2 separate regions of the Homo sapiens genome follow, and region 1 is linked to region 2. Evidence: read pairs that join two places in POLR2A ChIA-PET (ENCODE). Cell type or tissue: HepG2. All regions are shown on one strand. Links, peaks and the distances in the headings refer to the core of each region. The heading gives the core; the rest is flanking DNA.

What was found. Peaks named below come from ENCODE experiments on the same cell type or tissue, not always from the same donor. Only the 100,000 strongest peaks of a DNase experiment are listed, where the experiment ranks them.
Region 1: POLR2A ChIA-PET joins it to region 2 with 7 read pairs; 2 of 35 experiments call an interaction of 5 or more read pairs at or near these places.

The regions. Positions count from the first base shown.
Region 1 is chr17:17,531,271-17,547,256 of GRCh38, reverse strand. The region is part of intron 2 of PEMT (phosphatidylethanolamine N-methyltransferase); the gene reads left to right. Among named protein-coding and RNA genes, the nearest start is that of RASD1, 43 kb to the right of the region's middle. RefSeq lists enhancers at 1,393-1,892, 6,384-11,385. In HepG2, for the core only: no CTCF peak of the experiment used is centred there; a DNase peak (open chromatin) is centred at 8,436.
Region 2 is chr17:17,437,718-17,453,703 of GRCh38, reverse strand. No RefSeq gene overlaps it. Among named protein-coding and RNA genes, the nearest start is that of MED9, 31 kb to the left of the region's middle. RefSeq lists enhancers at 3,112-3,613, 6,712-7,911, 11,096-11,941. In HepG2, for the core only: no CTCF peak of the experiment used is centred there; DNase peaks (open chromatin) are centred at 6,200, 6,844, 7,333 and 7,773; H3K4me3 peaks cover 876 bases.

The DNA of each region.
Region 1 (15,986 bases), core at 7,318-9,817, 92 kb before region 2:
GCTCTGCACTTTGGGAGGACTATGGCTGGCATTTGCTTGCAGTTGGGGCTGGTTTGCAAATATTTCTCTCTGCCTCAGCAGGTGAGAAATAGCACCTCGGAGCTCCTTGCCTGTTCAATTATTTCTGATTGAATTAATTATCCTGCAGTAACAGCGGAGCTGCTAATAGGGAACATTGGGTGCCCCCCAGGCGGAGCATGTGGCTCGAGAGCACGCCTGGAGCTGGAGACCAGTGGGCAGCCCAGCTCTTCGGGGGCGCAGGCCCCCTGGAGCTCTTCTGACGATGGGCAGCTTCATCCTGCAGTCACCAGTGCATGCAGAGGTCCAGCCACGGCCACCTCTTTCTTTTCTGTCCTTTAAATGGAGAGGGTCAGCACGTAGCAAATGAACCAACTTTGCTTTGACTGCAGCTGTGAAGATAATGAGGCAGCCTTGGTTGTCATCTAAACTCAGCAATGGTCGAGAGCTATTTGGGATTTCCTGGCCTGCTTCCAAATTGCAAGCCCTGTTGGGCTACTAATGCCCCACCTTGTCCCAGCCTCTCTTTGGCCATAGGCTAGGCCAGCCCCAGGGTGGACAGGGAGGCTCCCCAGGGTCGGACGAAGGCAGGCGCCTGTGAGCAGAGGCCTGGGGGCTGGATGGGTGGCAGGTGGCCAGGCCACTCTTCCTAGCCCAGCTGATGCCATCCCGTTATCTTGTAATTTTCTTCCCGGGGCCTTATCAGCCTTATTAGCAAATGTCAGAAACAATGAGAGTCACTTAAACCTGATCATGCCCACTGCACCCCCCACCAGCCTGGCACCAGTTTGAACCAAGCCTGCTTCTGAAAATGTGGTGGAGAAAGCCCTGCTGCTCCTGGGAGGGGCTCAGGCCATTTGATTCTGCCTGGTGGGTTCAGGGCTGCCTGGCTAGCCACCAAGACACGGGAGAGCAAAGCCCGGCCAAACCCAGGGGCAGTGGTGTCCAGCAGGCATCAGGACATGCCGTGGCCCACACATGCCCTTCTCCACAGGTGCCATCATCTCCTTTCTTCTCCTGTTAGTGATGGCTTCATTGGCCTCAGGTGACACCGCCTTCTAGCCCAGGCCACTGGATCCAGCCAGAGCGTCTGTGCATCGCCCCAGGGAGGTGTGGGGAGGCTCGGCCCCACCTGGCAAGTTTATAGGCTGCTTGAGGACATAAGATGGGTACAGAAGAGGCTTCAGGGCTCAGCAGATGCTGTGCTGGGAGTGAGCCCAGGCAAGGTGGCCCAGGGACAGAAGATGGAAGGTCAGTCGTGGCCTCCTTCCAGAAGGAAAGAGATTTTAGCAGGAAGAGACAGGCAAGGAAAGGAATTGGTTTTTCAGGCAGAGCGGTACTTTTTTAAATTGACAAATTTTAAGCATACAGAAAAGTAGAGAGGACGAACCTCCAAACATCAGCCCTTAGATTCCAGTACATCCTGCCTTGGTAGCTGACGTCACGAACGCTGTGACCTGTCCCTCTGCACTCCATCATAGCATCTCTAAAACGGAGGACATTTCCTACCTCAGCACAACTTCATTATCACAAAAGAGAACATTTTGAGCAAAAGTTTGGAAGCAGGCAAAAGTAGGGTTTGTTCTGGAATGGCATGAATGAATGAGTCATGGGCTGGACCCGGCCCCGCAGAAAGAGCAGAGGAGGCCGTCTCTGGTGTAGGAGTTGAAGCCAAGACTCAGCATGCAGGACAAGGAGCCCAGCCTGGTGGCATGGGCTGTGGCTTCTCCAGTGGGCCCATAGGAATGGCCCTGGGGCTGGGACTTGTGGGGACGGCGGCCACAAGAGGAGGATCTTCAGCATGGCCTGACAGCACCTGTAATGTAGGCAGGCAATGGGCTCCTCCAGGTGGCAGGAACACTGTGAGGAGCATGCAACGTGCTGGAGACCATGGGGCATGTGACCTCCGGGCACACCCTGGACAGACCTGGGTGAGAGGTGGGCTGGGACGCCAGGACGGTGAGGGGCTTCAAGGTGTGTTTGTCCTTTGTCCTTATACAGGTGACCTGCATGGGCGGGTGAGGTCCATCAGAATGCTCTAGAACAGGACAACTGAGGTCCCGGCTGCCCCGCTCAACACGCCATGATTCCTAGACTGCCCTGAGAGGTCAGGTTTTAAATAGGGTGTGGCCCGGCAAGGACCCTGAGGGATGTGAGGCCAGACAGCTCCTTGGTGGCCGCCTGCACGGGAAGCTGAGTGGCCCTTTGGAACAGGAAGTGCCTTGTCCAAGTTAACCCGGGCCCGGGCCCACCTTGGACTCCCTCTGGAGAGAACGGCTGGCCTGTTCGCCTCCTTTCTCCTTCCTTCCAAAATAACATGTCCAGGTCCCTTGGTAAGAATGCTGCAGCTGGGGTCAGTCTCCAAACTGGAGTTTGGTGGCTAAAATGCCCGCCTTTCTGCCCCCAATTTCACACATGGATGATGGTCCTGGTTCAGCAGGGAAGATTCTCTTGGACCCGTGTCTGCTGGTTGGGAAGTGGAGAAAGCCGCCCTGTTCTGCCTCCATTTTGAAACGTCTTTTCTGTTCGGAGGACTAAAGGAAGCCAGAGCTGGTTCAGATGTTCATGAGCACCTGTGCCAGCCCCTGCCCGTCACACTTGAGGACACCAAGGCTGTGGTCTGTGCAGTGAATCGGGGCAGTGGGGGGACTTCATGGTTAGAAACACAAGCTGGAGGCCGGATGCGGTGGCTCCTGCCTGTAATCCCTGCACTTTGGGATGCCTGAGGTCAGGAGTTCAAGACCAGCCTGGCCAACATGGTGAAACCCTGTCTCTACTACAAATACGAAAATTAGCTGGGCGTGGTGGTGGGCACCTGTAATCCCAGCTACTCGGGAGGCTGAGGCAGGAGAATCGCTTGAACCCGGGAGGTGGAGGTTGCAGTGAGCCGAGATCACACCATTGCACTCCAGCCTGGGCGACAAGAGCAAAACTCCGTCTAAAAAAAAAAAAAAGAAAAGAAAAAGAAACACAAGCTGGGCTTCCTGCTTCCCAGCTGTGTGGCTTTGGGCCAGTTACTCACTGTCTGGGTGCCTCCATGTTCTTGTTTCCTTATATAAAATAAAGTTCTTTCCTCGTGGATTGTCAGGAGGATTCTGTAATAATCCACAGGATGTGTTCTGCATGCACTAGGTGCTCAACTTTCCTGACCCCCGTCCAGTGCCCCCCTCACCGACCACGTCTGCCCTCTAAGCTGCCAGTCCTATAGGAGGCATTAAGACGTCTAGCAAGGCTGTGTTCTCAGATGCCTCGAAATGGGACCTCAGCCTTGGAGTTCTCTCCTCCCACATGGAGGCAAGTCACTGACAGTCATCTAGCAAATTGTATGCATGGTCAAGCTCAGAGGTTCTATTTTGGGTCAAAAAAGGCATGAGCTGGCTGGGCGCCGTGGCTCACGCCCGTAATCCCAACACTCTGGGAGGCTGAGGCAAGCAGGTCACCTGAGGTCAGCAGTTCAAGACCAGCCTGGCCAACATGGTGAAACCCTGTCCCTGCTGAAAATACAAAAATTAGCTGGATGTGGTGGTGCATGCCTATAATCCCAGCTACTCAGGAGGCTGAGGCAGGAGAATCACTTGAACCTGGGAGGCGAAGTTTGCAGTGAGCCGAGATCGTGCCCCTGCCCTCCACCTGGGGTAACAAGAGCAAAACTCCATCTTAAAAAAAAAAAGCACAAGCTGGATTTTGCCCTTTGTCGTGAGAGCATTTCATGCCTTCATGAAAGTCACTGCAGCTGTGCTTCAGGCAGAGGGCCCGGGATCCAGGTGGCGTGCGCTGCCTTCCGTGGCCCCTTCAAAGGGCAGCCACCTTCCCAGTGCCGCAGGAGCTCCTGGTCTGGGGCCACATGCTTGGAAGGGCCACTGAATGTGGTGAAGGGCTGGGTCCTGGTACTGAGCCTGTTGAGACTTCTGCAGGATTCACTGCCGTATGCCTGAGGAAGGCAGACGAAGGAAAGGACAGTGTGGAGTGCTCAGCAGAGTCCCCATGGTCGCACTTGGGAAGAACGCCCTGGCAGTGGACGGTCAGTGGTCACATGCACATGCGAGGCCCTCAGGACTCTGTAGGACACGACGTGGCTTCTCCACAGTCCTGGGGATCGGAAGCAGATGCAGAATGTGGCCGAGTGGCCCGGGCCAGGGCCTGAGAGTCTGCATTCTGACATGCTTCCCCGGTGGTGCTGCTGGTCTGGGAACCACACTGGGTTTAAGTAACTGATTTAAGTAACTGATGCGAGGAGGCCATGCTCTGGGGGAAGGCAGCTGGAGAGGAGAAGAATGATGTCCCCATGCCCCTTCCAGCCTCAGAGTCCTCTAGACCCGGCAGTGTGCAGGAACGGCAGCTTCACTGCCCATCCCCTGGGGTACTCCCTGCAGCCTTGGGCCCTGCTCCTGCAACGGTGGCCGAACGGTGCAAAGGAGGGGGCGGCCCAGTCCCTGCAGGCTGCCCTCAACCTGGGTTTGCTCATCTGTGAGATGGGATCACATGTATAATCCTGGCTACTTCACAGAGCCCAGGCGAGGATCTCATGGACTTGTGCATGTGGAAAAGCCCTGAAACTGAAAGATTCTAGAAACACCAGGATTGTGGTCACTGTCATTACTGGAGGGCATAACCCATTCCCCTGTTTTTCCTCCATGAAAGACAATCCCACCAAAACACGAAGGCCCTGCCCTCAATCTGTTTGTGTCCTTGGCATGGTTCAGCCTGCTCTCCCCATGGCCTGAGAGGAAAGCGTTAGCCAGGAGGGTAGTTGGAGGTGGCGGGAGGTAATCCCAGGAGCCCGTGGTGAGCTGAGGATATGGAGAAGGCTCATCTGGGGTGACCTGAGCAAGCACCCTCTATCCCAAGCCAGTCCCCAGAGGCCACGTAGGCCCCTGTTTCTGGATTAACTGAGCGGGAGCTCAATCAGGCAAACCAGGTTGCTTGGCACGGTGTTTGCCTTAAAGAAGAACAAGGTGGGCCAGGCGTAGTGGCTCACGCCTGTAATCCCAGCTCTTTGGGAGGCTGAGGCGGGTAGATCACCTGAGGTCAGGAGTTTGAGACCAGCCTGGCCAACATGGTGAAATCCCGTCTCTACTAAAAATACAAAAATTAGCTGGGTGTGGTGGTGAGCACCTGTAATCCCAGCTACTTGGGAGGCTGAGGCAGGAGAATTGCTTGAACCTGGTAGGTGGAGGTTTCAGTGAGCAGAGATCATGCTGCTGCACTCCAGCCTGAGCAACAGAGCAAGACTGCATCTCAAAAAAAGAAAAAGAAAAAAGAAAAAAGAGGAAGGTGGGCTGTGCCCTTCTGGCTCAGGCACTGATATTCAGGGGCCAGTACCAGGCAGATGAGCCCTGGGTGTTGGGCTCACATGTCTGTGGCCTGTCGTTTTAGCCTTGGGGCCAGGGGTAGCAGCCGTTTCTCTCTGGGCAAGGGGCTCATGAGGAAACGTTTCTGCCTTGGCAGCCCAGGCCACAGCTGTGCTGGCTGCAGACACCCTGGGCAGGCCCCGGTCGCTGAGGAGCCTTCTTGGGCAGGTTGCTTCATCTCTGAAGCTCAGAATCCTTTCCTGGAGCACAGATATCAAAATATTTATCCCCAGAAGCCTCAACAAACCTGTGCTCACCGCTGCTTTAGGCCCTGCAGCAGTCCCAGGTCTGGGCAGATGTTTCAAGTTCAGTGTGTGGGCTCTGGCTCGCTGGAGCTGGGCCCAGGGAACTGGCGCCTTGGGATGAGGCCCGCCATGTCCGAGCCTGCCCATGCCCCGCTGCTGCTGCGGCCGGTGGTCTTGGGGCTGCCTGCCAGCCTTCTCTCCTGGGAGCTAAGTGGGGACAGGTGCTGCGGGCCACGGTCCACGATGCTCCCTGCTTCCTGTTTGGTGGGCAGCCTGGGTTTTAGGAATGTGTAGAGCTGGAGGAGCTGAAAGAGCTGGGGCTCGGGATCAGGTGGTTCAGCTGACTCGGGAAACTTTGAGGCACCACCGCACCTGTCCGTGCGTGAGGGAGACATCTTCCTTGCAGGGCTCTGGGAGGATGGGGTGCTTCTGTAATGCCCAGTCTTGGGCCTGGCGCCTACCTCATATGGGTGCTCTATATAGCAGCAGGCGGAGCACAATTCTGCTAACGTCAGCAACAATCCTGTCTGTTGGAATAAACATGCAGATGCATCTGTGACCCCAGAATCCCAGTGGTGGCTCTGTCCCCGTCTCAGCCGAGCACTCAGCGGCCAGGGTGGCTGGACTCAGCACGGGGCTGGCACTGAAACTGGCAGTCACTGCTGTCAGTGCCCACAGAAAGCAAGAAGAGAATAGACAAATACCAGGCAGTGGAGACACTCCCTGCCCACTGCAGATTTATAATCAGCGAACATTTACTGAGTACCTGTTGTATGCCTTGAGGTGCTCACAGGGGAGCACTCGGGAGCCCATTCACTCGCCAGTGATGAGTGGGCACTGTGCCAGGTGCTGTCCAAGGTGGGGGAGCGAGGGGGTCACTGCAGGAGAGGGTGAGAAGGAGGCTGCATGCTGCACGACCCTCTGAACCCTGAGCCTGCCTGGAGAAGTGGGCTGTGCTGCGGGGACCCTGTTGGAGAGGGGCAGCATGGGGAGGGGCGGAGCCTGCCTGGGGCCTCTCATCCTGCAGCTGCCTGGAAGTTGGGCTCCTTCTGACAGTGTCCTCAAGTAGACGCGGGTTCTGGGGGTCTGGCTGGTGGAGGCCAGCTGGTGCTCCTGACTCACTGGCTCCTCTCCTTGCACAGTGGCTGCTGCCACCTGCCTAGGGAGTCTTCCTGGGGCTCAGTTCCCCTGACCCCCTGGGACATAATGCCAGAACTCATGCTGGCTGGCCACCCTCCCTCACGTGTGCTGTGCTCAGCCCGAAGTTGGTGCTTTCACCTGTGTGCTCTGGGCAAAGCAGGCGCAGAGGAGGCACTGGGATAGAGCGCAGAGTCCACCTGGGGCAGCCCCCTCCTCGTCCCGGCCATTGCCCCATGTTGGGGGTCTTCTGTCGGGGGAGGGAGGGTTGGAGCTGGGATTGGAAGGCCCCTCTGAGGCTCTTCTTCCTTCCTCCATGAGCCCTCCAGGCCCCACCCTCCATCCTGCGCCCCTGCCCCATCCCCACCCACGGCCAGGGCTGGCTGCTGCCCATTTTGGCCCCTTCCCTTGGGGCGTTGCTTCCAGGTTCAACTCAGATTCTGTCTTTTCCAGAAGATGTCTCTGTCCTTCCATGCCCCCAGCCTTTGTTCCTTGTCCTCCCCTGTCCCTGCACTCCTGGGGTGGGCCCTCCTGCTCCCGAGCCTCCTGCGTGGAGGCTGTGAGCTCCCTGCCACCTGCGTGGTCAGTCTTTCCTGCACCAGCCTCCCAGGACCCCTCCTGCCCACGCTCCTGAGAGATTCAGGCGCCAGTGCATGGGTGGGGCACAGGGGCTGCGGCAGACAGAGGGTGGTGATACAGGGGTGGAGTCCCACAGGCCGGATGCCTTGATACTTCTCAGCTGCAGGGCTGTGCCCGGGGCTCTGTGCCCCTGAATGAGGGCAATGGTTCCCCTGCACAGTGACCTTGTGAGCTGATTCAGGCCCCATGATCGTGATTAGCTGACAGCACATTGGCCCTCAGAGAAATGAAAATACACAGTTACACAGTAGCAAAATCCCACGAGCAGTCCCTCAGCTGGGGCAGGGACACACGGACTGTGGCACGTCCACACCAAAGAATCCTGCGTAGCCACAAAAAGGAACAAGCTGGGGATACATGTGACACCCTGGGCGCATCGCAGAGGCATCATACCAAGTGCAGGATGCCACAGCCTGCGCGATTCCATTTCTGTGACACTTGAGGAGGGAAACGGGATGGAACACAGGACAGGAGTGTCTGGGGTGGGACAGGGAAGGGCCCAGCTCTGGGTTGGAGCCTGGAGCTGGCTGGAAGTGCTGTGTCCTGATGTGGTGGTGGTATGCATTTGTCAAGACTCATAGACCTGGTTGGGGCACAGTGGCTTACAGCTGTAACCCCAGCATTTTGGGAGGCCAAGGCAGGAGGATTGCTTAAGACCAACAGTTGGAGACCAGCCTGGGCAACATAGCGAGACCCCATCTTTACTAAAATCAAACAACAACAACAAAACTCACAGACCTGTGCATTAAAAAGGGTACATTTTACTTTATGTGTTACCTTCATAAATCTGACCTAAAAATGATTTTTAAAGTCCCCCCTTCTAAAATATACTAATCTTTAAGAAACAAAAACAAAACAAAAAGCTGGCTGACAGTGGGTCCTACTACTAGCACATGGGCGTTGATGATGGTGATAATGTCTCTCGCCCATAAAAGGCCAGCTTGGAAACCTGAGCCCCAGCTGCTTATCGGCCTGTGTAGCCAGACAACCATTCTGCCACTCGCCAAATATTTTCAAATTTCCTTTCCGAGGCAGGCTGAAGTCCAGGTAAATATTGACCCAAGAAGGCGGATCACGCTTTGTGCTATATTTGGTTAATAGTTGGAGTCACTCCTAAGCTACTTTTTCAGTTGCTTTGTACAGGTGGGTTTGTTTTATGTAAAAAGAAAAGACACTTTAAAAAGCTGCGCATAAATCAGACATCATAAATGCAGTAGAAAGCCTCCCTATTTAAATGACTCAGCGAATCTTCTGATGAAACAACTGCCTCTTCCCCTTTAATGTATTTATTAATTTTTTTTTTCTTTTTTTGGAGACAGAGTCTTGTTCTGCCACCCAGGCTGGAATGCAATGGTGTAATCCAAGCTCACTGCAGCCTCAAATTCCTGGGCTCAAGTGATCCTCCTGCCTCAGCCTCTCAAGTAGCTGGGACTACAGGCATGTGCCACCATGCCCAGAGAATTTTTCAATTGTTTGTAGAGATAGGGTCTCAATTTGTTGCCCAGCCTGAGGCAAATTTTTAGATATATATTTTATTTAAGTGAGAGCTGTGACAGCAATGGCACAATACTGCCTCTGTCCTGGCCTGAGGCTCTCTTTGCCGCTGGTGGCCATCGTCTTTGGAGAAGCCGCTCAGCGTGTATTGATGGAGTGACCTCCCTGCCTCCCTGTCCAGTTGGGCTCAGGTACCCAGCTCTTTAGCACCCTCCCTCTACCATCGTGGGGCCTGCAGGTCACTGAGGGCTGGGAGGGCTGGGACCCAGGCCCCTGACTGGCCCCCTGTTGCAGCGTTGGAGAGACCACCTCAGACAGCAAGGACGGGCATGCCATGGGTCCCGGCAGCAGCTGTCCCTTCCTGAGGAGGGCGTTTGCCAGCTGACCACTCCCTGGTGATTTCTGCCCTGATCTTCCCTGGAGGTGGCAGGTTGGACGTGAGGATGAGGTCCCACCCAAGTCACAACTGTGTGACTGTCTTCCAAGTCAACAAACATCCTCCTGGAAGGCTGAGTGGCGGGAAGGAAAGACACCTGCCTTCTACGCCATGCTGGGCCCTGCAGCAGGCACTGTCCATGTCTCAAATCTCCCTCCCCGGGAAATCTAGGCACAGGTCATACTGCTGGAAGGCTTGTCTGTCTCTCCCAGTCTCAGGGCCAGAGCTTCCAGGAGCAAAGAGTGGTCCGGGCCTTTCCTTCTCTTTCTCCCACTCTATCTTATCTCTCCTCCTGCTTTCTCCCAGAAGACAAGTATCAGGGATGGAAGAGGTGGCCACGTGCAGAGCATGACTAATCAGCAGCTGAGTGGCACACACACAGGGGATCTCGCCTGAGGCCTGGGCCAGCATGGGGAAGGCCCCTGCAGGCTGCTGGGCACGGGGATGGCTCAGGGTCCTGGGCTGGGCTGGGCTAGGCTTGGGGGAGCCCGGTGTGTTGGGCTGGAGCTGGCCTCTGCTGTCGCTGGACCACAGTCACCCATGGAGGGCAGGGGTTGGGAACCTGCAGGGACAGCATCTGCCCTCTGGCCGGTGGGGGGTTCTTAGTAGCAGGGCAAGGGGAAGGCAAAGGGGGCCAGGCCCAGGAGCAGGTGGGTCCTCCTCACAGGAGCAGGGCAGGATTCGAGGAGCTCTGGGCTCCCACCTCCGAGCTGGACTCTGAGCATGCTGGCTCCCTCCTTCTTTCCAGGGCAGCAGCAGCCCCACATTCAGGACAGAGCCATCTGTGTAAGCAGGGCTCAGAGACCCTCAGACAGACAGGGAAAAGGAGCAAAATGTATTGTCATCGTCCAGCCTGAAATCTCCAGTGGGACCCGTCAGTGGAGCACGTAGCAGACACCCTGTCCCTCCCGTGCCCCCCGGCCTGTAAGGGCAGCTGAGGCCGTCTTACCTGCTGAGGGAGACCCCGCACTCCCTGACTTCCCGGGCTGGGTGCTGGCACTGGTGAAGGGTTTCGGGCTGTGAGCCTCTTGCCTTCCACTCAGACTGGGCCAGACCCGACAGCACCATGAACCAGAGCCGCCCTGAGTAGGGGCTGACACTGCCAGGCCAGCCTCATCCTGCTCCCGGCCATACCAGGTCCCACGGGGCCAATGGACCATTTCAGTGGATGCAGGGAGCACAGAGCATGAGTCGCACCTGGTGGACGGGCAGGTGTAGCAGGCCCTCATGAGAGGAACACCATTGACTTTCCCACTGGGTGAGGAAGGGACAGCTCTGTACCATTTCCCTCTGCTCAAACCCACAGGAGCCAGCCAGGGCATGGACACTCCCATGAGGTCACCTTTGCTGGTCTGTTCCTTGCGGGGCTGCTGAGTTCTTGATAGAGGTAACAAGCAACCCTGGGGCTCCCGTGTGCAGGAGGAAGGTTGGGGACTGCCTGGTTGTGCTTCGGACCCGGAGGCAGACAGAGGAGGCCTTTGAACTTGGCCTGAGCTTGTTGGGTGAAGCCAAGGACAGAGGCTGGGGTCTGAGTGAGGGGAGATGGTCCCGTGAAGTCAGATTGGCACAGATTCCCCCATCAGAGTTGGGAGGCCCCAGAATGTTCAGGAACAGCATGTGGCAGGGGTCATAACTGAAGCCAGACCTGAGTTACAATCCATTTACTCACTGTGTGTCCTTGGCAAGTCCTGCAAGGGAGGCACACTATCGGACGTCCCCCGTGGGGCTGGCATGCAGATTGAATAGGATACATGGCTGCACTCACCCCAGCGCCTGGTGTGCAGCAGGCCCTGTGCCAGTGTCGGCTGACGTCACTGTGCTGTGGGTGTCATCAGAGCCTGCATGCCACAGTCAGTGCAGTGGCACAGGGCCTGCATGCCACAGTTAAGGAGATTGTAGGCCCTTGGGGAGACAGTGGCAGAATAAGGGAGTCGTTGCCAGACACTGGACCAAGGCCCTCACAGAACCCAAGGGAGGGCAGGGGCATCCCCTGCTCACCGATGGGGACTGTCACCCTTAGGGAAGTTGGGGACCTGCCTGAGCTCACACAGCTGGGAAACAGTGAAGCCTGGATTTGCCTTCTAACTTTTTATTTTCAAAAATATGCAACATACACTAAACTAGAACCGTTTAATGACCCCTGCACCACCGTACCCAATGCCCAGCTTCAAGAATTCTCTCACAATATGTCATTCTTGTTTCATCTGTCTTCTGCCCCCTCTCCGCCTCTTCCCCTTCACTCCTGTCTGCTTCCTTTCACTAGAGTGTTTTAAAGCAAATCCAGACATCAAATTTCATCAGTAAATATCTCACATGCATATGAAATGCAGAATGTATCTCTAACAAGTAAGGACTTTTTTTTTTTTTTTCTTGAGACGGAGTCTCAGTCTGTCGCCCAGGCTGGAGTGCAGTGGCGCGATCTCAGCTCACTGTAACCTCGTCTCCTGGGTTCAAGCCATTCTCCTGCCTCAGCCTCCTGAGTAGCTAGGATTACAGGCACATGCCACCATGCTTGGCCAATTTTTGTATTTTTAGTAGAGACGGGGTTTCGCCACGTTGGCCAGGATGGTCTTGATCTCCCAACCTCGTGATCCACCCGCCTCGGCCTCCCAAAGTGCTGGAATTACAGATGTGAGCCACTATGCCTGGCCATAAGTAAGGACTTTTAATAATATAATACATTAAACATTCAGCAAAATTAATAATTTCATTTTAAAATAGCCTTACAGGCCAGACGTGGTGGTTCAGCCTGTAATCCCAGCACTTTGAGAAGCCAAGGCTAGTGAATCACCTGAGGTCAGAAGTTTGAGACCAGCCTGGCCAACATGGTGAAACCCCTCTCTACTAAAAATACAAAAATTAACCAGGCATAGGGGCGCACACCTGTAATCGCAGCTACTCTGGAGGCTGAGGCAGGAGAATTGCTTGAATCCGGGAGGCAGAGGTTGTAGTGAGCTGAGACTGTGCCAGCCTGGGTGACAGAGCGAGACTCCATCTCAAAAAATAAAATAAAATAAAATAAAATAAAATAAAATAAAATAGCCTTATAGAGGAATAACCAACTTACAACAAAGTGCACCTATATGAAGCATACAATTTGAGTTGCCTTTTTTAGAGATGGGGTCTTGCTCTGTCGCCCAGGCTGGAGTGCATTCGTGCTGCAGCATTGAACTCCTGGGCTCAAGTGATCCTCCCACCTCAGCTTCCAGAGTAGCTGGGGCTACAGGCATGTGCCACTGCACTGGCTAATGTTTTTATTTTTGTAGAGATGGGGGTCTCACCATCTGGCCCAATCTTGTCTCAAACTCCTGGGTTCAAGCAATCCTCCTGCCTTGGCCTCCCAAAGTCCCAGAGTGTTGGGATTACAGGCAAGAGCCGCTGTGCCCTGCCTACAATTTGAGTTTTGATGTGTTTCTACAGCCAGGAGGCACGTACTCAGGTTAAGACTGTGAACATATCCATTCCCACCTTTGAGATCCCCCCAGCCCCTCTTGCCCTTTCTAACCCAGGCTGCTGCTGATCTGCTTTCTGTCACTGGACATTAGTTTGCATTTTCAGGAATTTTATGAAAATGGAATCATACAGTATACTCTATGTTTGTCTGGCTTCTTTCACTCAGCATAGTTATTTTGTGGGTGATGGATGCTCTTGCATGGACTGGTAGTTCCTTTTTAGTGCTGAGTAGTATTCCATTGTATCCATTCACCGTAGTTTGTTTACTTATTCACTGGTTGATGGACATTTGGATTGTCTCCAGGTTTTGACTATTACAAGTAAAGCTACTGTAAACATCCATGTTCAAGTCTGCCTGGATAGCTGCTTTCATCTTTCTTAAGTAAATACTAGGAGTGGAATGGCTGGGTCATGTGGTGGTAGGTGTGTGCATAACACTTCAAGAGACTGCCAAACTGGGCTGGATGCAGTGGCTCATGTCTGTAATCCCTTGCGAGGCCGAGGTGAGTGGATCACCTGAGGTCAGGAGTTCAAGACCAGCCTAGCCAACATGTTGAAACCCCTATCTCTACTAAAAATACAAAAATTAGCCGGGTGTCGTGGCATGCACCTGTAATCCCAGCTACTTGGGAGGCTGAGGCAGGAGAATTGCTAGAACTTGGGAGACGGAGGTTGCAGTGAGCCGAGATCGCACCACTGCACTCCAGCCTGGGCAACAGAGCAAGACTCTGTCTCAAAAAAAAAAAAAAGAGAGACACTGCCGAACTGCCTTCAGAAGTGATTGTGCCATTTTGCATTCTAGCAAGGAGTGAGCATTCTAATTGCTCTGCTTCTCTCCAACCCTCTTTACTTTTAGCCATTTTGTAAGAATTCTTTATGTATTCTAGATACAATCCTTTATCAGATAAATAATTTACAAATATGTTCACCCATTCTGTGGGTTGTCTTTGTATTTTCATGATAGAATCATTTGAAGTATAAAAGTCTAAATATTTGATAAAGCCAGTTTATTTTTCTTTCATTGCTTGTGCTTTTGGTGTTGCATCTGAGAAACCATTGCTAAATCCAGGGTCATGAAGATTTATACCTATGTTTTCTTCTAAGAGTTTTATAGTTTTAGCTCTTACATTTAGGTCTTTGATCCATTTCGAGTTAGTTTTTGTATATGATGTGAGGCTGAGAGTCCACCTTCATTCTTTTGCATGTGAATATCCTGTTGTCCTTGTGCTATTTGTTGAAAAGGCTATTCTTTCCACATTCATTTGTTTTGGCAGCCTTGTTGGAAATCACTTGCCATGTATGTGGAAGTTTATTTCTGGGCTCTGTATGCTATTCCATTGGTCTATGTCTATCCCTATGTCAGTGCCACACTGTCTTGATTACTGTTGCATTGTGGTAAGTTTGAAATCAGGAAGTGAGTCCTCCAACTTTGGTTTTTTGTTTTTTTGTGTTTTTTTGAGATGGAGCCTCACTCTGTCACCCAGGCTGGAGTGCGATAGCACGATCTCGGCTCACTGCAACCTCTGCCTCCCGAGTTCAAGCGATTCTCCTGCCTCAGCCTTACGAGTAGCTGGGATTACGTATGCCCACCACCACTCCCAGCTAATTTTTGTATTTTCAGTAGAGACAGGTTTCGCCATGTTGGCCAGGCTGGTCTTGAACTCCTGGTCTCAGGTGATATGCCTGCCTTGGCCTCCCAAAGTGCTGGGATTATAGGCATGAGCCACTGAGCCTGGCCTTTTTGTTTTTTGTTTTTTGTCTTTTTTTAAAAAAAGATTGTTTTGGATATTTTGTGACCCTTAAATATCCATATGGATGTTAGAATCAGCTTGTCAGTTTTACAAAGAAGCCAGCTGAGATTCTGATTGTGACTGCATTGAATCTCTAGATCAGTTTGGAGAGTATTGCCATCTTATCCAGTCTGTAATCCATGAACATGGGATGTCTGTCCATTTATTTAGATCTTTTGTTTCTTTGAACAATGTTTCATTTTCAGAGAGTAAGTTTTGTACTTTTGTTATATTTATTCTTAAGTATTTTACTCCTTTAATTGCTATAGTAAATGGAATTGTTTTTTTGATTCCTGCTTTCAGACTTTTTATTGCAAATGTGTAGAAATACAATCGTATCTTGTGGCCTTGCTAAACTCATTTATTAGCTTGAAATTTTTTTAGTGGATTCCTTAGGATTTTTAATGTATGAGATTATGTCATCTGTGGATAGAGTTAGTTTTACATATTTCTTTTCAATCTGAATGCCTTTATTTGATTTTCTTGTCCAATTGCCCTGGCTAAAACCTCTAGTACAAAGTTGAATTGCAGTGGTAAGAGTGAACGTCCTTTCATTGTCTTGTTGCTGAGTTTAGGGGGAAGGCATCCAGTCTTTCACCATTAAGTATGATGTTAGCTTTGGGTTTTTCTGCCCATTGAAAAAAATTGAGTTTTTTGTTTTCTTATTATCAAGTTCTAAGAGTTCTGTATATATTTTTGATATAAGTCCCTCAAGAAGTATGTGCTTTGCCAATATTTTCTGCCAGTCTATGGCTGATCCTTTCATTCTATCAAGAATGTCTTTTGAAGAGAAGAAGCTTTAAAAGTTTGGTGAATTTCAAGTTATCACGTTTTCTTTTATGAATCATGCTTTTCATATTGTGCCTAAGAAATCATCATATAATCCAAGATCATAAAGATTCTCTCTAGTCTATTTTCTTCTAAAAGTTTTAGAAGGCTTTATATATTTAGATTGATATATTTATATATAGATTTAGGTTTATATTTCTATTTATAGTCCATCTTGAATTCATTTTTATATTTTTTCTGAGTTATGGATTGAAGTTCTTTTTTTTTTTTTTTTTTTTTTTTTGCATATGATAGCCAATTGTTCCAGTGGCATCTGTGGAAAGGCTGTCCTTTCTCCACTGAATTGCCTTAGCACTTTGTCAGACATCTCAAAATCTGGTTGTGTTAGTTCCACTTTGTCCTTTTATTTCAGAGTTGTCTTGAGTATTCTAAGTTTTTTGTATTTTCATATCCATCTATTTGTGGTTTCCATCTGATTTTTGACATAGATGATTATTGTTGTCTGTGAATAAAGACAAATCCTACTGAGACAGACTGAGACCATGTCTCATAAAAAAGAAAAAAAAAACCATTTCAGAATAATGCGTTAGTGTCCTAGCAACCTCAGCATGTCTGCCTTTAGCCAGCTGGGGAC
Region 2 (15,986 bases), core at 5,933-8,432:
GAACAAATGAGATTCAGGAATTGACGCAGTCCACATTATCAATAAATAAAATGAACCCTCATAGCCCTCTCGATCTGTAGTTTTTAAATGAGGACACTTCTTTCAAAAGATTTGCTTCACTCTAAAAAATCCTATGAAATTAGTGTTTGTCTGTAATTAGGGCAGTTGCAACTGAACATCACAGCATCAGCTATTGTCTGTTTCCGAGCTCAATAATAGACTGTTCGGATTTGAATAAGGCCCACTTGCCTTGGTCCAAATGGCAAGATTTATGTTAAATTGAATTTTGGAGGCTGCATTCGTGTGTGACAGTTGACAGGGAAAAGCAGCCAACGCAAACAGCCCTCCCGGCTCCATCCAGCCTGACCCAGTTAGGCAACATAGGGGTGACCACAAACCTGAACACTGGCGACAAGGGGCAGGCACCCAATGGGCTGTAAGTAAGGGCACCAAGTCCCTGGAACCCAAGAAGGCTGCACCTACGAAGGAAAAGCTCAAATGACAAACGCCAGAATAGACAGACACCCCATCACGGCAGCCTGAGCCCAGCTTTGTTCTTAAGGCCTACTTCCAGGCTTGTACAAGAAATGGCGAGATGAATTTTCTCTCCCAATCTAGTTGCTTACTTGGGCTGTGGCTTGCATTCTCCAGACCCAATCAAACAGCACTGATTTTTTTTTTTTTTTTTTTTTTTTTTGAGACAGAGTCTTGCTCTGTTGACCAGGCTGGAGTGCAGTGGCTCAAACTTGGCTCACTGCAACCTCTGCCTCCCAGGTTCAAGTAATTCACTTGCCTCAGCCTCCTAAGTAGTTGGGGACTACAGGCATGCACCACCACACTTGGCTAATTTTTTTTTTTTTTTTGGTGGAGATGGGGTTTCACCATGTTGCCCAGGCTGGTCTCAAACTCCTGACCTCAAGTGATCCGCCCACCTCAGCCTTCCAGAGTGCTGAGATTAAAGGAGTGAGCCACTGCGCCTGACCAGCACTGATTATTCTTAAAGTCCAATGAAAGGGCCAAGATTTGTGTGCAAGTCTGTACATGCAGGCAGGCGGTGGTGGTGGGATTGAGAGTCTAAGAGGTAAACCTTGCCAGGGGCCAGCGGGGCTTTGTTGGGAAGCACTGCTTTAAATACATAGCAGCAACCACATTCTGAGTACCTTCCATGTGCCAGACCCTGAAAAAGCTTCTCTCACATGAGGTATTTAATTTAATTTTTAAAGTAGTATATTCAATAGCAAGCAAAGATCACCACTACAAGCCAGGCATCGTTCTAGGCATTGGGGAGACAGCAGCAACGGAGAAGACTTCCAAGAAGGCTTGCTTTTGGTGGGACTTCTAAAAGGGGAAGATAAAGACAACATTTAAACAAAAACATAACTTCAGATGGTGAAATTAGAAGCCCTGGGTTGATTCTCAGATACACTCTTGCGGCAGAGACTGCCTAGTTGTTCCCCATTATCGAGGCTCTTCTATAGCAGCAGAACCCCAAGTTTTACCTGCATGCATAGTCACTTAGGACCCAGACTTTATTCTCCCAGCCTCTCTTTCTGCTAGGTGAAGCAATTGACTAAATTGCAGCCAATGAGATGTAAGCTGAAGCCGTATATACAATTTTAGGAAGTGTCCCCTACAGGGACAGGGTGGGACCTTCCTCCCTTTACTTGTTTTGTTTGTTTGTTTTTGTTTTGAGACAAAGTGCAAAGTGTCACTCTGTCACCCAGGCTGGAGCACAGTGGTTTTTTTTTTTTTTTTTTTTTTTTTTTGAGACGGAGTCTCGCTCTGTCACCCAGGCTGGAATGCAGTGGCGCGATCTTGGCTCACTGCAACACTGCAACCTCCCGTTCAAGCAATTCTCCTGCCTCAGCCTCCTGAGTAGCTGGGATTACAGGTGCACGCCATCATGCCTGGCTAATTTTGCATTTTTTGTGGAGATGGGGTTTCACCGTGTTGGCCAGGCTGGTCTCGAACTCCTGACCTCAAGTGATCCACCTGCCTCGTCCTCCCAAAGTGTTGGGATTACAGGCGTGAGCTACTGCGCCTGGCCCTTTCCCTCCTTTTTGCTGCCTAGAATATGGACACAACGGCTGGAGCTTCAGCAGCTATCTTGGACCATGAAGGAAAAATAAACAATTTTGTTTAGTTCATGGTGCTCTGGAGTTCGATTTTTGTTATTCACAGCTGCACCTAATTTTGTTGTCTTTCCTATTAATTGTGTAACTTGGGGTAAAACTGGCTCAGACCTTCTGTTCCCTCAGCTGTGAGATGGGATTGATGATAATGCCTACTTCATATTGCACTATGCTGGTGGCTTTCAAACTTCAGCATGCGTCAGAATCCCCTTGGCATGTTAAAACACAGAATGCTGGGCCCCACCTGAAGAACTTCCGATTAAGTAGCAACCTGAAAACCAGTAAGTCTAACAAGTTCCTAGATGCTGTTGCAGCTGCTGCAGATCAGAGACTACACTGAGGCCTGCAGTCCCTGCAGGGAATGACCTAGGAAGGTCTAAATTGCCCATACAAAGCCAGCGTGTTTGGCTTCTCTCCCATTTAACAAGATTTATGCATCCTGTCAAATATGCTGCCAGTCACCTCTGGCCTCTTCTATGCCTGCTCCTTGGCTTCAGGGACCCTGATCCCCACTTTCTGGAGCAGTGAATCTGATGCAAATGCTGTTTACAGAGGGATCTGTCAGTGGCCCATCCCCAGGAGGGACTTCCATGTGACAAGCCCGGCCTCTGACCCACTCCTCCACTGCAAGGAAATGATCCCCACTCCAATGCGTCACAGAGCAGCCCATCGCATGGGTCATTCCGCAGAAGAACTACCTTCTGGACCCTTCCTTCTGCCACCATATGCCATTCTGCTATTTGCAGAGGTGAGTGGGTAGGGACAGCTCTTCACCAGGGGCTGCCAGACAGTCAGTCAGAAGCATCATTTTCTTACTTAGGATTCCCATGGGAGGCAGAGGGTGAATCTCAAGGCTGGGATCCCTGTCTCCACTGGCCGCTTCAGCAATGCCCAGACCACCGCTCTGCCCAGCGAAGGAGCCTGCCCTCTCCTCCGAAAGGAAGCTCCCCTGCCCTCAGGGAGGAGCCTCCCTCTGGAAGGGCTGCTGCCAGGAGCAGTGGCAGCCCAGGAGGCTTCCCCCTCCCTCATATCCCTCTTGGAAGGGACTGATCCTCCTCTCAGGGCTCCTGCATGCTGGCGACATCCCAAGCCCTGCCCAGGACAGCACCATCAGTGCAGCTCTCAGTCCCCCGCCCCAGCCATTTCCATCAAGGGGGTGGGTATTATCTGTTAAACCGCTGTGCGGCATCAGGCAGGTCTAAGGGGCGGAGATGCACTTGTGTCCCTTAACTAGTGGTTAAGAGGACAGCTCTGATCAAATCCCAGCTCTGCTACTCTTTAGTGACATGGCCTTGTAACTAAGGCCGCAGCTGTGCCTGGCCTGTGGCTGAACCTCTCTCTGAACCTCAGTTTCCTCCTCTGTAAAGTGGGGACAATAGTAGTGCTTATAAATGGCATCAACCAAGGTGCTTAGCTGTAAACAACATAGACCAACTCTGCTCACTTTAGCAGAAGCATTTCTTAAGAGGGTATTGGGTACACACTGGTGCCAAAAGACAGGCATAAGAATAGAATATTCCTAGCAGCACCATTCAAACATCAAATGTCCATTCACAATAGAACAGGTAAGCTGGTTACGGCCCTTCACACCAGACAGCACGGAGGATGGAGAAACCTCAGCTACGTACAGCAGCATGGATGACTCTCACCCACGCTAACTCAAAGAAGCCAGACACGAAAAGGGTGTGCACTATATCATGCTGTTTCTATAAAGCTCAAAAACAAGCAGAACCAATCTAGAAATCTGGTGGTGGTTATGTTTGGGAGGAGAGACCCTGGGAGAGTCTCTAAGGTGCTGGCCCTGTTCTATTTCTTGGTCTGGGTTCTGATTACATGAGTGTGTTTGCTTTGTCAAACTTCATTGAACTGCACACTTAGGATCTGTGATCTTTTCTGTATGTATCTGATACTTCAATAACAAAATTAACTTTGAAAAAAAGCAGAAGGCATGTTTGGTTGCTCATGGATGTGCTGGGAGAATCAGAGAGCTAGGCCTGAAAGCCAGAGTCCAGAACACTGCCCCTAATTTTTTTTTTTTTTTTTTTTTGAGATGGAGTTTTGCTCTTGTGACCGAGGCTAGAGTGCAGTGGCACCATCTCTGCTCACCGCACCTTCCACCTCCCAGGTTCAAGCAATTCTCCTGCCTCAGCTTCCTGAGTAGCTGGGATTACAGGCTCCTGCCATCACACCCAGCTAATTTTTGTATTTTTGGTAGAGACAGGGTTTCACCATGTTGGCCAGGCTGGTCTCGAACTCCTGACCTCAGGTGATCCGCCCGCTTCGGCCTCTCAAAGTGCTGGGATTACAGGCATGAGCCACCGCGCCTGGCCAACACTGCCCCTAATTAAGGCATGGAGCTGTTTCAAGGGAGGAAAAGGTGGCAGGCGTTGCAGCCAGAGGGGCTGGTTCAAATCCCAGCTCTGCCAGTCCTTAGTTATGGGACTTTGGACAAGTCTCTGGATCCCTCTGAGCTGTGTCCTCATCTGTACGATGGGGTGCCAGCCCACAGCTTATCCCACCACTGTCCACACTGGCACTGCCTGTTATCATGCCTGGCAGAATGGATCCCGGATGGTACCTGCCCCTTCACAGCTGAGCTCAGGGTGAGCACATCTGATTGGCCAGCCCTGGGCACATGACCACACTACACCCTGCAGCATGTGGAGGTCAGTGCGAAGCTGGGTGCAGGGTCTGGCTCAGGGGTTCCATGGAGCCCCAGGGTGGGCTTTACCCGCCAAGATTCTGACTTACCTGATCTGGGGAGAGTCTGGAATGTGGCTGTTCTTTTTAAGCTCCCCAAATGATTCTAGTGTGAGTCAAAGTTGAGAACCACTGCCCTGAATCTTTATCTTTGAATCCTGAAAACTTTCTAAAAGGAAAACGATCCCAGAACCTTCAGAGTTTCTGTCCATTCGAATCTAGTACTAGTATACCTCGTTTGAAATTAACCTCATCTAGCGCCATCTAAGCTCAGAAAATGAAGCCATTGTGGGATCATTTGCCAAAGGACTTGTTGACATCTGTTTTTATTCTTTTTTATTTTATTTCATTTTTCTTTTATTTCCTTTTTTGTTTCTTAATCCGAGTGAACTCATAAAGTCTGTTTTTAAGTGGTACTTAAGCAGTTAAAATATGACTCAGTTTGACTCCATTGAAACTGCTTTAAATAATTTCCAAACAAGATGAAGTTAAGAGTAAATAAAATAGTCACGTTTGGGAGCATGAAGGAGCCGGCAGCTTTTGACGGTCTGGTGATCAGGCAGCCACGCAGGACCAGGTCTCGACTGTCCTTGGGTTTTGTGGAGCATTAAAAAGGAATAAGGAAATGGGGTGGAGGAGGTCAGCTAATTCTGGGAACAAAGCTAAGACTGCTGTGACTGGGGACTGGTGGGGTCATCAACTCTTTCTTGGGTAACTTTGGCCATGCTTTTTTTTCCTCTGCAGAGTCTGAAAAGGCTACCTGCTTTAGTTTCCTGTGGTTGCTGTAATCATTACAACAACACAAATGTAATGTCTCACTGTTCTGGAAGCCAGAAGTCCAAAACCAAGGTTTCTGCAGGGGTTTGCGCTCTAAAAGCTTGGGGGGAGGATCTTTCCTACCTCCTCCAGCTTCTGGTGGCTCCAGGTGTTTCTTGGCTTGTGGCCACATCACTCCAATCTCTGTCTCTGTCTTTGCGTGGTCTTCTTGCCTGTGTCTCTGTGTCTTCTCCTCTTCTCTTACAAGGACACTTGTCATTGGATTTAGGACCCACTTGGATGATTCAGGGTGATTTCACCTCAAGATCTTAATTGTATCTGCAAAGACTCTGTTTCCAAATAAGGTCACATTCTGCATTTCTGAGACATGGACATCTTTTGAGAGGGTCATAATTCAGCCCACTCCACCACCTTTGCTCAAAGGATGCTTCTGCATTTAACTTAGATTCAGCATCCTGATTCCACAAGTGTACTTTGGCCTAGCTCTGGATTTCAGATTTGGCAGGGCCGAGGTCCTTGAACCCCAGTGCCCGGGTCAGCAGAGATCATTTACCATGCAGATTCTGAGGGAGTAAGTCTGGGCAGAGCTCAAGGTTCTGCATTTCCAACAAGCTCCCAGGTGATGCCAACAAAGCTGCTGGCCAGGAACCTCCCTCTGAGCAACACGTCTGGTGACTATGGGAAATATCCAGGTCCCACCCTGGTGATCCTGATCCAGAGGCCCATTCTTTCCAGGCAGCTTTCAGATCCCATTCTGAACCGGGGCCGGCAGCCCCTGCCCTGTGCTCAGGAGCAAGGCCTGCAGGCCAGGAATGAGCCAAGCCAGCCTGAGCCCCTAGCCACCTCCTAAGAAGGGTGTTTCCCAGTCCTGAAGTTTGGCTGGGAATTCCAATAGAATCCGTGACCTTTCAGGAAGCATCTACACTCTCCTAGCCCCCTCCCTCTTACATACCACCCCTCAGCCCTCTTTCTCTCTTGCCCTCTGATAAGTTCCCCCTTGGGTCCTCAGACAAGCCACAGGGCCCTGCCAGCTGCCTCCTGGCTGGATGCAACCCAACCTCACCGCATGGTGGGGATGGCCCAGGTGAGGGCACAGAAGGCCCACCTCTGTCTAGCCAGGCCCCACGTCAGCAGGGCTGCCAGCACAGGGACAGCGAGACCAGCTGGGGAACTGGTTATTTCAAGTGGCTCCCAACAAATCATGTCATTTCCTCAGCTGTGAAGACTGACAGCCCTCAGCACTGTGGCAAATGCAAGCCACTCTTTCCAATGATCAGTGTGAGAGGAAGAAAGGGAGACCCCATGGGGGAGAGGAGGCCTCCCCTGCCAGCCTGCATGGGGCTGAGCAGTGGGGCAGGGACAGAGGTGATGCGACCACAGCTGAGTGACTCAGCCAGGGTCTGCTCTCTCACATATGGTGGCCAGGACCCAAGATCCCACCTGTGGCAGGTGTCCCTGAGGGCAGTTGACACCTCAAAATAAAACTTGAGATTGCTCATGCAACCGTGAAAAGGAAACAATTTATTACCATAAAAGAGCCATTTAATGTGAGACCCCAATAGCCTCTGGCTGTCTGTCATCCTGATCTGACGTGAAATGGATTTGATATTATCTGCAAACAACCACACATTCCTTCAGAAGAAAGTCACCTCCACAGAGGATACATGACTTGTTTGTTTGTGGTTGGCTATGGCTTTGACTTTCCCCGCCACGCTGTTTGCCTTGGTTAATGACCAGCCGGAAGTGCCCTGCCTCCTGTTTGGCTGATGAAAACGCTGACCTTTTCAGGAATGATTCCAAACCAGGCATCTGTGGATGACTTACCTCATCCCTTTCATTGCTCCCCACCACACTGCATTCCCCATAAAGGAAGTAGCTATTTTAGGCAAGGGAAAATGAGATGGTGGGACTTTCCCCAAAAGCAGGCTTGTGCCTGATGCAGGGTGGAGGAGCCCCACGCCCTGTGGAAGGACAAACACAGCGTCATCCACAGACGTTGCCCATGGGTCCAGTCCATCCATCGGTGACTTATGGGCAAAAGGGAAGGAAGGAAAGGAAAGAAGATTGGTGAGCAGTGTTCTTTGCTATTAGGCAGAACTGGCCCAGTGGGTGGCAGTCACAGAAGGGGCGGAGACCAGCTCCGCAAAAAGAGTTACTTCTCCAAGTAGTGAGCATCCTGTCACAGAGGTTATATGAGCAGGGGCAGGATGAGGAGACTGTTTTTATTTACACTCTGATAGGAGGAGTAGAAGTGGACCCAGACCTTGAGGAGCCTAAAATTTTTCTGCAGAGGCAGGCGGGACCTGATATGGCAAGTGAACATCAAGGCCTGCCTTGCCTCACAGGGCAGCTGGGGACCAACCCATACGAATCCAACATGCGGAGGAAGCCAGAGCCGGAGCAGGAGGCAGAGACCTGAGGATGGGCTGGAGCCTGTGTGCGGGGCTTTCTGTCACTTGCAGAGTCCTGGCTGGTACACTGAGGAGCACTAGCTTGTATGGCATTCTTTCCATGATTGGAGTTCAACGATGGGAGACCAGGGAGATGGAGTAGTTTGAGCTCCTGGGGAATGATAACATCTGGATCCTGAGAGGGGAGGAAAAGCAAACGCCAGCAATGACATAGGATCAGAAAGGTGCTCAGCATGGGGCTGTCTGTGGGAGGGGCCCAGGTGCTGGCACCTACGTGACTGAGGGCTTGTGGGAGGGGGAGGGAAACTGCTTTGCAACAGCAGGGGACCCAGGTGGGGTATGTGTGGGGTATGTCCCAGTCACCTCAGGGAAGGGGGGCATTGAAGGGTGTGCTCAGGATCCACCTCTTCCCCGAGTTCTCCCTTGATGCAAGCAGCCTAGGATCAGACTTCCTTGAATTCTAGCTCATCTGCCAGGGAGGCACTACTTCAGCCAGAAGACCGCCTGGAGGACTTCATGGGGCTTCAGAACCCAGGGCACTCCTGCCACATGTTATCAATGACTTTGCAGTATTGTGATAGTGTGTGATACCACCCGTCATATGCAGTAACAAGGAGGGAGACTGACCGAACTTTGAAGGCATCCTTCCTGTTAGAATTTCAACTACCTCCATATCTAGTACAGGAGAGGGAAGTAAATGCAGTGGAAATCTGATTTTTTTTTTCACTCTGTTCCCCAGGCTGGAGGGCAGTGGCACAATCTCGGCTCACTGCAACCTCCGTCTCCTAGGTTCAAACGATTCTCCTACCTCAGCCTCCCGGGTAGCTGGGATTACAGGCATGTGCCACCATGCCCGGCTAATTTTGTATTTTTAGTAGAGATGAGGTTTCTCCATGTTGGTCAGGCTGGTCTCGAACTCCTGACCTCAGGTGATCCATCCGCCTTGGCCTCCCAAAGTGCTGGGATTACAGGCATGAGCCACCACACCTAGTCCCTGATTTTGTTTTATCGGCAAATTCACTGTTGAGGGTTGGAGCAGCCTGTGATATCCGTGTGAGTCCATTTGTGAAACTGAAACTTTGTAACAAGAACTAAGATAGTTATTGAGAAGTGCTTTGAAAATGATCCAAGGAAGCTTTCCAAAGTGACTCTGTCCCTGGGAAGGGAGGAAGGGACCACAATATGCCTGTATCAGATTTCTACTGCTGTGTAACAAATGACCCCAAAACTTAGTGGCTTGAAACAACAATGAACATTTATTATTTCATAGTTTCTGTGGGTCAGGAATTCAGGAGTGGCTTAGCTGGGTGGTTCTGGCTCAGGGATTTCATGGGGTTGCAGTCAGGGTATCAGCTGGGGTTGTGTCATTAGAGGCTGAACTGGGGCTGGAGGATTTACCTCTGAGGTGGTGCACCCACATGCCTGGCAGGTTGGTGCTGGCTGTTGGTGGGAGGCCTCAGTTTCCCACCACATGGACTCCTCTACAGAGCTGCTTAAGTGTCCTTACAACATGGCAGTTGGCTGCTCCCGAGGAAGTGATTCAAGGAGAGCAAGGCAGGAACCATGTCTTTTATGGCCTAGCCTTGGACATCATTTCTGCAGTCCTACTGGTTGCCAGATGGGTCCTATTCAGTGAAGAGGGGACTCTCCAGGATGTGACTACTGGGGCTCACTGGGCAGCATCTCAGAGCTGCCACCATGCTGCTGCGTGGTTGGCCCATCTGGAACACTTAGTCTTCAGTCACTTGGTTTGATTCAAGAACAAAGAGTTAGAAACTCTTCACCTTTTGAATGCAAGGAAGTAGGCTGACCCCTCAAAGTGTGCCAGACAAGCCATTTTAAGCATAGTTGGGTGAGATGCAAAGAGGAAGCCTGCATATTCGCTGCTTACGTGAAATGTTTGGCGCCTACTCATGCTTTCTATCCACAGAGTCTCACTGATAGTTTGTCAGCCTTGCATCCCATCTGCCCCATGTGGGTCCTGTGAAGCTGCTGGTCAACCTATCCCCTGGCTTTGGGGGAATGCAACCCATGTCTGGCCAACTGTGGTGCCCCATTTCCCAGTCTAGAGTTGTTGGTCCAAGAGGAGGCTCTCTCTTACTCTGAAATCATGAGCTGAGGGTTTACTGTGTATGCCTGAAGCTATCAGACAATGAAGAAAGAAGAGAGAGAAAGAGAGAGATTTGAGCACCTGGGTCCAGCTATGACTGAAGCTAGCAAGACACCCATCTTTGTTCTCTGAAATTATGTAAGAAAGTAAACTCCCTTTTTGGAATTTTGCTTGTTTACTTTTGCTTAAGTTAACTTGAGCTGGAATTTCATCATCACAATTAAAAACATCCTAACAACTTATCCCTTGAAAATCATGTGCTTTGCGCCCAGCCAGCCGCCCCGTCAGGGAGGGAGGTGGGGGGGTCAGCCCCCCGCCAGGCCAGCCGCCCCGTCCGGGAGGGAGGTCGGGGCGTCAGCCTCCAGCCCGGCCAGCCGCCCCGTCCGGGAGGTGAGGGGCGCCTCTGCCTGGCCACCCCTACTGGGAAGTGAGGAGCCCCTCTGCCCGGCCAGCGGCCCCGTCCGGGAGGGAGGTGGGGGGGGTCAGCCCCCCACCCGGCCAGCCGCCCCGTCCGGGAGGGAGGTGGGGGGGGTCAGCCCCCCGCCCGGCCAGCCGCCCCGTCCGGGAGGGAGGTGGGGGGGGTCAGCCCCCCGCCCGGCCAGCGGCCCCGTCCGGGAGGGAGGTGGGGAGGTCAGCCCCCCGCCAGGCCAGCCGCCCCGTCCGGGAGGGAGGTCGGGGCGTCAGCCTCCCGCCCGGCCAGCCGCCCCGTCCGGGAGGTGAGGGGTGCCTCTGCCTGGCCGCCCCTACTGGGAAGTGAGGAGCCCCTCTGCCCGGCCAGCCGCCCCGTCCGGGAGGGAAGGTGGGGGGGTCAGCCCCCCGCCCGGCCAGCCGCCCCGTCCGGGAGGGAGGTGGGGGGGGTCAGCCCCCCGCCCGGCCAGCCGCCCGGTCCGGGAGGGAGGTGGGGGGGGTCAGCCCCCCGCCCAGGCCAGCCGTCCCGGTACCGGGAGGGAGGTGGGGGGGGTCAGCCCCCCACCCGGCCAGCCGCCCCGTCCGGGAGGGAGGTGGGGGGGTCAGCCCCCCGCCCGGCCAGCCGCCCCGTCCGGGAGGGAGGTGGGGGGGTCAGCCCCCCGCCCGGCCAGCCGCCCCGTCAGGGAGGGAGGTGGGTTCAGCCCCCCGCCAGGCCAGCCGCCCCGTCTGGGAGGGAGGTCGGGGCGTCAGCCTCCCGCCCGGCCAGCCGCCCCGTCTGGGAGGTGAGGGGCGCCTCTGCCTGGCCGCCCCTACTGGGAAGTGAGGAGCCCCTCTGCCAGGCCAGCCGCCCCGTCCGGGAGGGAGGTGGGGGGGTCAGCCCCCCGCCCGGCCAGCCGCCCCGTCCGGGAGGTGAGGGGCGCCTCTGCCCGGCCGCCCCTACTGGGAAGTGAGGAGCCCCTCTGCCCGGCCACCACCCCGTCTGGGAGGTGTGCCCAACAGCTCATTGAGAACGGGCCAGGATGACAATGGCGGCTTTGTGGAATAGAAAGGCGGGAAAGGTGGGGAAAAGATTGAGAAATCGGATGGTTGCCGTGTCTGTGTAGAAAGAAGTAGACATGGGAGACTTTTCATTTTGTTCTGTACTAAGAAAACTTCTGCCTTGGGATCCTGTTGATCTGTGACCTTACCCCCAACCCTGTGCTCTCTGAAACATGTGCTGTGTCCACTCAGGGTTAAATGGATTAAGGGCGGTGCAAGATGTGCTTTGTTAAACAGATGCTTGAAGGCAGCATGCTCGTTAAGAGTCGTCACCACTCCCTAATCTCAAGTACCCAGGGACACAAACACTGCTGAAGGCCGCAGGGTCCTCTGCCTAGGAAAACCAGAGACCTTTGTTCACTTGTTTATCTGCTGACCTTCCCTCCACTATTGTCCTATGACCCTGCCAAATCCCCCTCTGTGAGAAACACCCAAGAATTATCAATAAAAAATAAATAAATTAAAAAAAAACAAAAACAAAAACAAAAAAAACAGATGTGGAAAAAAAAAAAAAAAAAAAAGAAAATCATGTGCTTTGTAGCAGTAACAAACAAATGAAGAGCAGATTTTCACTTGATTAAAGCCTGACCAGACCAATGATCCATACCCTGCTGTCTGCGGCCTACAGAAACCGCCCTTCCTCCACCACCAAAGGAAAAAAGATAACACAAATTAGAAGAAACAAACAGACCTAAAGCAAGCCACAGCTGTCTCCTGGTTGGTGCCAACGCGCCAGCATTGAGCTGGCCCTGCCCGGATGGTTTTCTTGTCACCCTGGTTGTCCTCAAGCTCTGTGAGCATAAAGACTGTGTTTTCTGTGTTTTCACAGCCAACTTCATATAGGAGTTCACAAGCAGATATTCAAAAGTGGCTCCTTAAATAGACTAAAACGCATAACGCTTGCTTTTAAGTTAATAGCCAATGTTCAATGAGTCCTATGTTCCAGGCCTGGGGCTGAGTGCTTTACCTGCGATGGCTCACTCAATCACCATGAGTGGAAGGTGGTTTCTATTATTATCCTCATTTTACAGATGAGAAGACTGAGGCCCCAGGAGTTGGCGATTTTCCTAACGTCACAGGCTGCTAGAGCTCATCTGAACGCTAACACCTTTTACTTGTTTATTTCACCCTGAAACATTGACATTGCTGACATGCTATAGGACTTCAATTCCTTTATGATGGAGAAATGAAAATAAATATCACCCCACTACCATCACTAAACACACACACACACACCCCTCTCTCACCGCCCTGGCCAAAGGCCTGAAACCAAAACACGGTGTTCTCTCTGCATTATTAGCCATTACCACCCGTAAGGAACCCAAGCAATGTTTTTCCGAGAAGGCCCAGGGTACAGGGGGTGCCATTCATGGAGAGCTCAAGTGCCCAGCCTGGCATTTCACAGGCCACTTGTGCATGTCTAATTGTCTTTTCTGTGTCAGGAGGGCGGGCTGTGTTTGTCAGAGGCTCATTAGGACCCTGGCCAAGGGGTTGTTTGTGATTTCAGGGCTGGGTGAGGAAAGTGCAGGGTGAGGGTTTCTGTTCCGAATGGACCTCCTGCCGAGCGCTGAGTCAAGGTTGCCAGCCAGCACCAGCCTCCCCTTCCCCCCTTTTTGGTTGGTTTTCCCCAAGCATCTGTTTGTTTTGCTCCTGCAAACAAAAGTCAAAGAGAATACATGGCTCCCAGTGAGTGAAGGAAGCAGATTTTTCTGGTCCTTCCAAAAGCACAGCAAGCCCACCTAGTCCCTTTGTACAGGGGGATTGAGCTGAGTCAGAGCAAAGAATCCCTTCACCTCACATCACTGGGCCAGCGATGCCAGCCAACAAGCCAGGAGATCCTTGTGCATTCCTGTCACAGCTTACCACGAGGCCACCAGGATCCTACTTGGGTCTATGGGTGGTATTATAAGAAATCCTGGTGCTTTGCCTGCAATGAGGGCATCCAGCCAGCAGGTGGACTGTGGGCGGTTTGCACAAGACCAAAAGAGCAAGGCCCTTGAGCCATATCTTAAGCCCGAGTAAATGTCAGCAAGATTGATCTTTTCCAGTCGTGTTTTGTACTATGTTGAACAATCTACATAGAGCAGCACCAAAACAAGGTGACACTGAGAGATTACCAGGCTAAAATTAATTAAAAATAATATATGCTTTCAATTGTGGTGAAAAATGTATAACACATTTACCATCTTAATCCCTTTTATGTGTACAGTTCAGTGCCATTACGTGCATTAACACTGTTGTGGGACCATCACCACCATTCATCTCCAGAATGTTTTTCATCTTCCCAAACGGAAACTCTATACCCATTAAACAGTAACTCCCTATCCCGTCCTCCCCCAGCCCCTGACAGTTACTGTTTTACTCTCTGTCTCTATGAATCTGACTACTTTAGGTACCTCATATAAGTGGAATTACACATTTACTATTTGTTCTTTTGTGACTGGCTTATTTCACTTAGCATGAAGTCCTTAAGGTTCAGCCATGTTGTAGCATGTGTCAAAATTTTCTTCCTTTTTCTTTTTTCTTCCTTTAAAAATTTCTTCCTTTTTAAAGTTGAATGATATTCCATTGTATGTGTAAACCCAAAGTATCTGAGACAAGTCTCAATCAATTTCAAAGTCCATTTTGCCAAGGTTAAGGACATGCCCGTGACACAGCCTCAGGAGGCTTCCAGGTCATAGGTGGATTCAAAGATTTTCTGATTGGCGGTTGGTTGAAAGAGTTTATCTAAAGACCTGGAATCAATAGAAGGGAGTGTATGGGTTAAAATTAGGGGTTGTGGAGACCAAGAATTTTATTATGCAGGTGAGGTAGCAGGCTTCAGAAAGAATAAATTCTCTTAAGGTCTCTGTTTTAATGTTAATATTGGTCAGTTATGCCTGAATTTCAAAGTAGGGAGGGTATAAGGAGGCATGCCTGACCCCTTATTCCCATCATGGCTGGACCGCCAAACAAAAACTTTGTTTTCATTTTTGTTTTTTTTTGAGACAGAGTCTCTCTCTGTTGCCCAGGCTGGAGTGCAGTGGCACAATCTCGGCTCACTGCAACCTCTGCCTCCCAGGTTCAAGTGATTCTCCTGCCTCAGCCTCTCAAGTAGCTGGGATTACAGGTGCCTGCCACCACGCCCGGCTAATTTTTGTATTTTTAGTAGAGACGGGGTTTTATCACGTTGGCCAGGCTGGCCTCAAACTCCTGACCTCAGGTGATCCACCCGCCTTGGCCTCCCAAAGTGCTTGGATTACAGGCATGAGCCACCGTGCCTGGCCTCAGATTAACTTTGGAATGCCCTTGGCCAAGAGGAGGTCCATTCAGTTGGTTAGGGGGGCTTAGAATTTTATTCCTGGTTTCTGTATGGATATACTGCATCTTGTTTACATATTTATCTGTTAATGAACATTTGGCTTGTCCCATCTTTTTGCTATTTTGAATAATACAACTATAAACAAATGTCTGTTCAAGTCCCTGCTTTCAATTCTTTTGGGCATATACCCAGAAGTGGAATTGTGGGTCATGTTGTGATTCTATGTTTAATTTTTTTTTTTTTTTTTGAGATGGAGTTTTGCTCTTGTTGCCCAGGCTGGAGTGCAATTGCACAATCTTGGCTCACAGCAACCTCCGCCTCGCAGGTTCAAGCCATTCTCCTGCCTCAGCCTCTGGAGTAGCTGGGATTACAGGCATGCACCACCACGCCTGGCTAATTTTGTATTTTTATACAGACGGGGTTTCTCCATGTTGGTCAGGCTGGTTTCGAACTCCGGGCCTCAGGTGATCCGCCCACCTCGGCCTCCCAAAGTGCTGGGATTACAGGCGTGAGCCACAACGCCCAGCCTATGTTTAAGTTTTTAAGGAACTGCCATACTATACCTGGCTAACAATTTTGATTGATACATAATCATATTATGGGGTCCACGTGATATTTTGATACATGCGTACAATGTGTAATGATCATGTCAGGGTAATTAGGATTTCCATTACCTCAAACACATATCATTCCTTTGTGTTGAGGACATTCCAAATCTTCTGTTCTAGGTATTGTGAAATATACAATGCATTATTGATAACTATAGTCACCTACTGTGCTGTCAAACACTAGAGCTTATTCCTATCTAACTGTATGCTTGTACCCATGAACCAACCTCTCCATCCCCTCTCCCTCCTGCCCTTCCCAGCCTCTGGTAGCCGGCACTCCATTCACTTCCTCTGTGAGATCCACCTTCTGAGCCCCCACATAGGAGTGAGAACATGCAGTATTTGTCTTTCTGGGCATTATACCTGGCTGAATTTAATGTCAATTCAACACATATGTATTGCACGTCGGCCATGTTGCCTGATGAGACCCGGAGCCCCCACGGAGTCCACAATATAGACAGACAAACCCTAGATGTGTGGGACTCTAAAGGCACGAGAAAG